2 separate regions of the Homo sapiens genome follow, and region 2 is linked to region 1. Evidence: chromatin loops called from intact Hi-C (ENCODE). Cell type or tissue: endothelial cell of umbilical vein. All regions are shown on one strand. Region 1 overlaps LOC105378031 (a long non-coding RNA gene). Region 2 overlaps VTA1 (vesicle trafficking 1).

Region 1 (5,000 bases):
GGCATGTTTCCCTCCACCTTTGAAGCCAGCAATAAACAGTTGCTCTTATTGAGTCCCTCTCATACTTTAAATTTCTTTGGTTAAGAAGAGCCTCCTCCCCTTTAATGGCTCACGTAAATAGATCAGACTCACTGCCTCAACTTTATTAAAGTCAGCTGATCTAGGATCTAACTACACTGCAAAATTCCTTCACAGAAGCACATAGATTTGGTTTGAATAATTAGAGGAAGGCATGTATATATCAGGAACCAAGGGTCTTAGTATCTTCTCAGAACTCTGCCTGCTATACTTGTCCAGATTCCAGTATCTGAGGTGGCCTTCTGTGTATTTATATGCCACATTTATGTGAGCCATCTTTCCTCTTAAACTCTACTTTTTTTTCACCAAAAATTGTGCCAGGTCATATGTTTTTCTTTTCTCTTCATCCGTCCAGCCTATCTGGCTGTGGCTATGACATTTTGCCCAGAGCTTTACCTTGAATGCTGTTCTGCATAGAACTAAATATTTTTTCTTATAACCTTAACTGATGCCTGGAATATAGCTTTAATCTCATCACACTGCCTAAAATCATAAACACCCATTGAGTGTTGGCTACACTGCAGGCCCTGAGGGCACAGAGATAAATCCACAAAGCAATTATTTTTAAAAAGTTTATAGTCTAGAAGAGGACATAAATGGAAAATAATAGTTAGCCTTATATTTTTAATACTATAACAGAGATATTTATATGGTCTAGTGAGTAAAAGGAAAGAGCATAACCTTCAGAGAAGTCTTGTTGAAGTGCCAGGTAAACTAATTAATTGGGGTAGCGTGTTCCACTGAGACAGAGAGAGATACAATGAATGACTCATTAATGAAACTGTAAGATATTTGGTATGGCAGACACATAGGGTTAAGGAGTACTAAAGTGAAAAATTCAACTTGAAAAGTAGGTAGGTAGGACACTCATGATGTGAAGGTTTACAATTTACCATGAAGATATAGAAGTTTTAAATACCTGCATACCAAATACTATAACAAATATCCATCATAAGGCAGGAACTACATGAGATGCAAAATAAAATTTACAGATAAACTGGAATGGTAAAATATTCAAATATATCACTCTCAGTTCAAGTCAAGTCAAGTATATAAAAAATAATAAAGATCTAGACCTGTATAATATAAACAATACAGTAGATTTCACAGATATTTTTGAAATTAACACCCTAATACGAATAGGGTACTTTCTTCTCAAGAAATGTAGAAGAGTAAACAAAGCTGATCACATCTTAGGTCTTGACTTGTTATTTCTAAACTCTTGTATTGTGACATTGTGCTCTTGATCTATATAGAAGATTTCTTCATTAATACTGTTCATTAGTGGCAATACAGTTAATCAGTCTTTTTATCTGTTTTTGTGGCAATATTTTTCTAGTGAATACTCCTAATTTACTGTTTGTTTTTCCGTGTTCTCTTCTCTGTGTTCAACTTTTTTTTCTTTAAATATCCTTGGATACGCATACAATGGTCATTTAAAAAATTTCACTTGGATTTGGTAACATGAGTTTCCCCTAGATCAGCCATTTTTAAGTGATTCACAGGACTGGAATGGGGCCGGAGCTATATGAGAGGCTAACCAGAATAATTGGAGTTTTACATCTGAATACAGAGTGTTATGTCTCTCAATGCAGCCTTTTTCCTTTTTGAGTTTCACCAGTAGAATGCTCCTTGAAGAGATGTATGTCTTCCTCCAAGATAAATATGGCATGTAGAATTGCATATACCACTTATTTTCAAGAAAGGTGCTCTGTAAACTTTTTCTGAAATCCAAAGGCTTGGAGTTTGTGCTTCTGCTTCTGGGTTTTGCCATAGAATGATTTGCGGAGAGGATAAGGAGAACACCTGCCTTCTATCTCACCTTTTATAACTATAAATTTAATTTTATGACTTGGATTCCTATAGCATTTCATCCACTTTTAAATATATTTATCACTATACGAGTTGTTACAGTAAAGTATCTCACTTTTTATTAAGTAATAAGCAGACTGCTTTTTTCTCTTAATTGATAGAGATTATTTAAAAGTAAAAATCCTGGACATAAAATATATAATAGTACATTGAGATTTTATGCATAGTAGGCTCATAATAGCTATTTTGTGATAAATATATTTTCCCATATATGTAATTTAGAATAAAATAATAAATTTTAACAATTTTCTTTAATACTTATACATTTTGTTATTATATATTTATAGTGCCAAATATTTTTTATTGAAAGGAACTGGCATCACAACAATACATTTTTTTGTTTTATATGTGACACAAAGCATATTTTGTTAATTAGACTGGAAAATATTCATTCCACATAATAAGAAAGTGACAATAATTAGGAAAAATGTTAGTTTATATTTTAATCATCTCCAAATCAACATTGTCACATGTATTTATTTTGTCACAATCAAACTAGAAGTAACATTAACTAATTTTCACCTATCATAATTAGTTATTTCTTCTCATTTCTCAAATTCTCTCATTATTTAAAGATAAAGCAGTAGAACATATTAGTACATTTAAATCTCTCAGTAGACTGTAAATTCCACGTGAACAAAAATTATGTTTAGTTTACTTGTCTTTGTACTTATGTCAGGGTACTTCAAACAAAATGTGTACCATATAGTGACGTAATAAATATTTGTTTAATGAATTTATCATTTTTACAATTATAATTGCTTCTGGTTCTTATTTTTGCTACTTGACGGTGACTTTTTTAGGAAACGAGGAAAACTCCTGCCTTTATTTTGATGTTTCAGAAATAGAAATGTAATCTAACTAGTTGAATTTTATAGAACCTTATTTATTTTTAAAGACATTTATAACCATGACATTATTATATTTAAGTATTTCTTTCTGCTTCTTCATTAGTTCATAAGAAGAATCTGGGTCCCTTTTGTCTTTTTTTTGACAAAAAGAGAGTATTTAGAAATAAATTGGATTTGAAATGATAATACTTTAAGATATGACCAGTCAGAAATTTTGTTAAAAATTGAATATTTCAAATATATTGCTATTTATCTGAGAAATTAGAGGTGTAGAGATGTTATTAGAACTCAAACTTTCTTCAGCAAATATCCACTTATTCCAACATGTTATTCTAAGAAACTCTGATAGACAATAGATTCTCATTCTTTTTCAGAAACGTTGCTTAGGTATTCTTTGGTTTTTATTATATAGTTTATCCTTGTTACTTTTATTATGATGCCTTTTGGTGATTGTTCATAAGCCCTATTTCTCTTTCCCCTCTCAAGTATGAAATGGGCAAAGGTTGCTGTCATAACTCAAATCCTCTTCCAGGCTCTGCTTTTCTACATAACAACCTTTTGTTGGGTTCTTAAAAAAATTCCATCAGTTTTGAAGAATTCAGGCTGTTGCCTAAAATCTATATTTACTTTCTGCATTATCTCATGATTTGACCCAAATTTACTTTACTTGACATATATCATCATAATTTGTGATATGAGGTAGTCACTACTTCTTTGTTTTATTAGAAATGAAGTTGTCTATTTAATTTTGTTTTCATTATTTAAATATTGCTTTTAGTTGATTGCTGAGAGGTTAGGGTAAAATCAATTTTACTCTACCATCTTTCTCTGAAAATATGTAAGCAATCTAATATACAAACAGACTTTATTTTATTTCATCTTACACAGGTATAATGCAGAATAACAGAGAAGACCCATTGGAGATGTAAAGAGTAACTGCCATGGGTGTATGAAGATTAAATACGCACTGGTGATAAATTCCCCATGAATAAGCTATGGATGCACAGGACAGATATTTTGGTGGGATTCTTGTAGACTGCCACTTTAGATTATCCATAGATTATCTATAAGGTCCCATTTCCATGCTTTTATTCTATTATTTTATTATTTCTTTTTCGTGATGTTGTTAGACATAGGGAGTTCTAGATTAGTAAATGAGTAATTCAAAGCAGTCTAATAAGACATTTTCTCTTAAGTAATTTTCAGCAGAAAAACAGAAGAAATACACATCTTTTTTCTATGAACTGTGTAATAATGCAAAAATAAAAGTAATCACTGAAAAATGAAGGAACAAGTAGATTAAAAAATTTACAAGCTACATTGAGCTTTAAAGTGATGCGTAAATACTGTGCAGGTAGCGATTATTTATATAATAGCCTGGATCATTTTATCAGCGTTTAACCAGCTTTCTTCTTAAAATTGTAACTACTAAAATGAATTTATAGTACAAAGCAACTTGCTATAGATACATTCAAAGAAACTTTCTTGGAGTATTTAAGAGCACCAAACCAAACAAAGATAATTAATAAAAAGGTTCAGCACTCTGATCTCAGGGGGAAGGAAATGGGGCAGGATATACTTGTGCTCTTAAGCTATTCTAGGGAATTCTTTAGAATGTTCTGTGAGCATTACTCTGTGCTTCAGAATAATATGTTGCTGTACTAGCAACATCATCTTCATAAATTTGCACCTTTGGTGGCTAATCATAAGGCTTCATTTTTCTGAAAGTCATAACTCACATCAGCCTGCTGCACTGAGTGAGATAACATTATTTTCTTGTTCATGGAAATAAAATTCTACAAGTGATTTACTGATGTGCTAATTACCATTTCCAGGATGAGCTAGGGAATACTGTGGTTTCTCAAATCGTTTCTTGCCTAAAAATACATTTATATTTGCAATAAACTCTGAAGCATAAAATGGTGTTAGTCTTGTGGATTGTTGCCAAACATGGTAGGCAATATCCTCATAATTTTTATTTTTAAATTTTTTCAGTAAATTATCAACTGTGCTTGAGCAGAAAATGCCATAATTGCTGATTTATTTGTGTGTGTGAATAGTAATTTCTTCATAACATCAGTAATGGAAACATATCAGCACCCATGGAGGATTAGCAGATAAAATAATATATATAAATAACATGTATCATATATAAAACATGTATATCTTATATATAACATATATTTTCTATATCTCTCT
Region 2 (5,000 bases), 190 kb before region 1:
AAATAGTCAGCTGACTTACCCTGGGAAATTGTATTGAAAAGTGCGGGATCAATGGCAGGTATAGTCTGTGGAGTAGGTTGGATAGTATTACTTGCTACACCTGCAAATCAGAAAAGCAAAAATGGGCATAGAAGTATTACACCTTTTAATTATACAGCAGGGCAGCACTTAAAAATCATGAGGCAATTTCATTACTTTGCTTATTTTCTAGAAACATCAATGGATTCTAACTTGACATACTTAGTTGATGTTGGAGGATATCAAGTGTTTACATATGTGTATGGGCTATGCATTTCCTAACATGTATTTTGTCTAATGCTTCGCATTACTTCTCCATTAAAGCTTACCAAATATCTGTAGAAGTAGCAAACTCCCTACCTTTCAATTTCTCAGCCAATTAAATAATTTGGTGATAAAGTAGAACATAATTCTAATTTAGTTTAACTTAGAGGATGAATCCAATTTCATCACTGTGCATGAAATTACAAATTAACATTTGTAATTTTCTAGTTTACACATTTTAAGATATTTTTACATATCCAATAAACAATTATCCAATAAACAACTGTTTTGACTTTGTTAGAACATTTCAAAACTGTCATATCAATGAATAACTTAGCATTCTTGATTAATGGTAAGGAATATACTGAAGTTGAAGATTATTTATTAATCATCTAAAAAACTAACAAAAAGTGTTAAAAGTTCCCCCAAAAAAGGACTGAAATGATTCAATCAGCAGGAAAATAAAATGAGGAAAAGTTGATTACTCCAAATCAATGGAGTTAAACAGTCTCTCAAGATGGACTGTTTGCCAAACTAATACACTGAATTCGAATAGGCAATTTGTAGAAAGGGTAAAGTGGGAAAAATACTGGAATAAGAAAAAGGAAACAGAGAAAAAGGTTAAAATAAATAGGAAGTTTCTAGGGGGATGGATATATATCCACTGAGAGTTCTAGAATAACGGTTTCACAAAAGATGGCTGAAGTTCTAAAATTTTCTAAAGGTCTAAAGTTTTTCTGGTATGAAGTTCTAAAGTTCTTCTGGTAAGAAGTTTTGACTTTTAAGATTTTTCTCAACCCCAACCTAAGAGAAAAAATGGTTTAAATATACATTATTTACCTCACTTAATTGTTTTCCAGGACAAACTCGCTCTGTATTTATACCCTTTGGAACTATTAAAAGCCATATAAATATTGCTTTTTAACTAAAAATTGAAAAATTTTAAAGTACACAGGGATACAGATGAAAGGTGAAGTACAAATTTTATATAGTACAAAAAAATATAAAGGAGAAAGCCTGCCTCTCCTACCCCAAAGTTTAGGGCTAGTACCAGTTTCTATGACACCTTTCCACCCACCTACAAATAACTGTGTGTCCAATCCAATCTATATATATGTCAATGCTGTTCTCTGCTAAGAAATTTGTGTACTTATCTAAACCAAAATCTTCTAGAAGGCATACTTGCGTGTGTGTTTTGCAAATGGTAGTAAGTTCTGCATACTATACTTTAGTTTTATGCATTTTTCACTTAATGTGTCCTAGCAATAATTCCAGATTAATACGTATAAATCTGTCTTGCTGTTTTTAATGGTTCCATAGTGTCCCATTCTCTGCATGCATAGCTTATAAAGCAATCCATTACTGATGGACATTTAAGTTTTAATTTCCAATCTTTTGCTATTACAAATAATGCTACAGTAAATATTCTCATATACTGTGTATATGAATATATTTATAGAAAACTGTATAAAAGTATAAATGCAAAGTGAGGAGACAGCCAAATCTTAGGCTGACCTATTCAATGACTATTTTTTGCTTGATTTTGATAAGTACTCACCAAATATATTTAAATTATAAACATCTGACAATTTTCTCCACAAAACTTGCCAAACACTGAAAGGCACATAAATATATATTATTTTAAAAATGCTAGAATGTAAAATCTGAGATGGATCTTCACACTAGTCATGTCTAGTGCTTTGAAACAGGTGTACCTAGGCTTATGTAGATTACATATATCATTCATATACATCTTAAAAAACAAGGTAAATCTACTATACTCTAATGGTCCAATCTATAGATCAATGTCATTCATTGCTAAGTAATTTGCATTTCTGCCTAAATTAAAATCCTCCAAACAAATCTCTATTTATAGAGAAGACTATCCAGAAAGTGTGATTAAACAGACTCCTGAAAGAACACAGCATTTGGAGAGACACAGAAAAAGGAAGAAAGGAATGTTACCTATATTGTCTATGAGTAACAGTATAAGGAAAGAATGAGTGAAACCTTAGTGTAATCATGAGAAACAGGGTTGAGAGAAATGCGTAGGCCAGAGTATCAACAACAGGTTATCAAAGCTTACAGAAGAATGCAAACATGGTACTTCTGACACAAGTACACAGCCTACATTTTGATCTATGAAGTGAGCTGCATTTTACAATGAAAGGCTAGCTTTAATCATAAAATAATTATATTATTTAATCTAGCTTTATTACTAAAATCTTCTCCTGTAATATGAACTATAAAAAGCTTATGTTTCTTGAGAAAGAAAAAAACACACTGTATCAACTACATGTGATATCTGTGCAGTGTTGAAAGCACAAGAAGCAAACACTTCGCCTGTTTAAACAATCACTATCCCTGTCCTCATTGCACCTCCTTTGCTTTTTTGTGGAAGAACTAAAAACTGCAAATTAGTACATACTATTCTTTTCAGTTATCTTAAGGATTTCCCTTTGATAAAAGTGCATCCTGGACCTTTATATGAGAGAAAATAAATCATTCTTAACGTGAGTAAGAGGGGAAACATTTGCTATTATTTATATTATTAAAAATGTTATTTTGTTTTTTATTAGGCAACTATGAACTTTTTTTACTGTTTCAAATATAATAGAAAAAAATCTGGGGCTAAAAGGAGGAGATTTCAACATCTCAAACCAATCTTAAAGGGAAATATACTATCAGAAAAGTAGGTTTTAATTTGAGAGGATTTTAGTTCCTTAGAGGAAGGAACATAGAAGGCACATGGCTAAAACATGAAGTCAAAAAAACGTGGATTCAAATCCTGGTTCTGTCATTACTGGGTATGTTTGTTTTCTTAGAATAATTGCTTAGTCTCTTGAGAGTTTGTAAGTTAAAGACAGTAATACATAATATAGTTGCTGCAAGAATAAGTGTGGAAATTAGCCATGATAATCATTTGACTGGTAAGGCTACAAGAGTGTATAAAATATGATAGGATCTCATTCTATAAAAGTTCTAAGTTTTTTAGTTTTATTCTTCCCTCTAAGGAACAAAAGACAGAGAAAACAAGAGGCTCATGCTAGAGTTAACTAGATCAAATTGAACTGTTTATGACAAAAAACTTTCTAATGGAAAACCACCTAATATTTATCTTTATGTCATGAATATTCTAGCCAGGATACACTGTGTATTAGTTTGAACATATAAGACTATCAATACTTTATCATTTTTGTTACACAAAACTAGCAATTTCATATGGATCGATCTACTATAGCCCTCCTGTTAAAAGTGTTCTCTTTTGTATACTCATAGAGTGTACCTATATATAAAATATATACTGATGTGCCTATACCACAACTCTGCCTTGAGATATACTGTCTAAAACAAAACTCCTTGGACAGTCTTTCTATAAGGTTAATATCCTACCCCCAGTTGTGATACTTCTCTTGATTCGCATAATAATTTTAAGTGTTCATTAACTTGCCATTAAATACCTTGACTTTCCTTGGCACAGAAATAGGAAGGAAGAGGAAAAAAAGAGGGAAAGGAGGCTAATCTGCTGAACACTGATTTTGTGATAGGCCTACTACTAGTCCATTTTTACAGTTTTTCCCTTTTAATAATTAAAATAACCATGAGAAGTAAGTATGATTAATTTCATATTAGAAAGAGGAAAAATTAAGGTCACGAGAAGTTAAATATCAGCTGAGTTTATGCTTTAGCATGGGGTAGAAACAAATAACCAATATGATTTGCCTCCTAAATGCATTTTATTTCCCCTTGGCTCCTCTATGAGAATGCTTGTGTCTGGGACTCTTGATCAGGATTTCAACCTTCAAGTATAATCTGAACAGTATTCATCTAAGGCAAACAGATCTAAGTAGCTGGTTTCACTTACATTATTCCACACTGGAAATAATGAATATTTCTAAACATAATAAAATACTTAAAAGTGTTCCAAGAAATTTTACTTCCAAAACAAATGCAAATAGGTTTGTCTATTAATATCATCACATAGGCCATAAAATATTGAAAAGTCAAGGTCAAATATGCTGACTGAAGACACAAAAAAAGATCAGTGCTAAAATTATCATTTCATCAATAATCTTAAAGAAAACGTTAGCAATATTTTTGCAGATAATATAAACTTGTAAGTTTTAAAATAGGAGGAAAGACACTAATCATACTTGATGTTACAATGGTCAAAATAGAAAACTTGCATATAATGTAATTCATGCAAAATTTGGGTAAAATAAAAAAAATTTGGGTAAAATAAGGCTGACAAATAAAAGTAAAGTAGTAGTGTGTTACATAATAGGAACAGTAGAAATCAGGGCATGAAGGATGACTATCATTCCATTAATTATTTTAAAGTGTTTGTATAGTTTAGTACCATAAGTCACCTGGGATAAAAGTAAATTTTTAAGAAAAGTTTTTGAAAAAATTAAATGTAAAATTTAAATTATAGCTGCAAGTGTCCTACTTGGAGATAAAGGTGACATTTTGTCAACAATGCAATTAAAGGGAAGAGTAACTGAAATTTTGTCAAAGTGTCTTTACTGACCCTGACTTAACTACTAAGGACTAACTTTGTCAGATTTTTAAAAATAAAAACATAAACATACAGTACTGATTTATTCACAGATAGGTCTCTCTTTCCTGTTAGTTTTTTAAAGTGTAAGGTTAAAAAAAAAAAATCCGAATCCCTGCTTTCACCTGTCTATGATTTCATTGTTACTGAGATTTCATGC

The links. Hi-C counts contacts between places; a loop is a spot of excess contacts. Peaks named below come from ENCODE experiments on the same cell type or tissue, not always from the same donor. Only the 100,000 strongest peaks of a DNase experiment are listed, where the experiment ranks them.
Region 2: it touches region 1 in a loop (5-fold over the local background); 1 of 110 quality-filtered maps calls a loop at or near these places.

The regions. Positions count from the first base shown.
Region 1 is chr6:142,004,808-142,009,807 of GRCh38, reverse strand. All of the region lies in intron 1 of LOC105378031 (a long non-coding RNA gene), which reads left to right. Among named protein-coding and RNA genes, the nearest start is that of GJE1, 130 kb to the left of the region's middle. In endothelial cell of umbilical vein, no CTCF peak of the experiment used is centred here; no DNase peak of the experiment used is centred here.
Region 2 is chr6:142,199,085-142,204,084 of GRCh38, reverse strand. It overlaps VTA1 (vesicle trafficking 1), which reads right to left. Exons shown (of 8, transcript NM_016485.5): 7 at 20-100. Among named protein-coding and RNA genes, the nearest start is that of VTA1, 54 kb to the right of the region's middle. In endothelial cell of umbilical vein, no CTCF peak of the experiment used is centred here; DNase peaks (open chromatin) are centred at 2,684, 3,054 and 3,674; H3K27ac peaks cover 2,687 bases.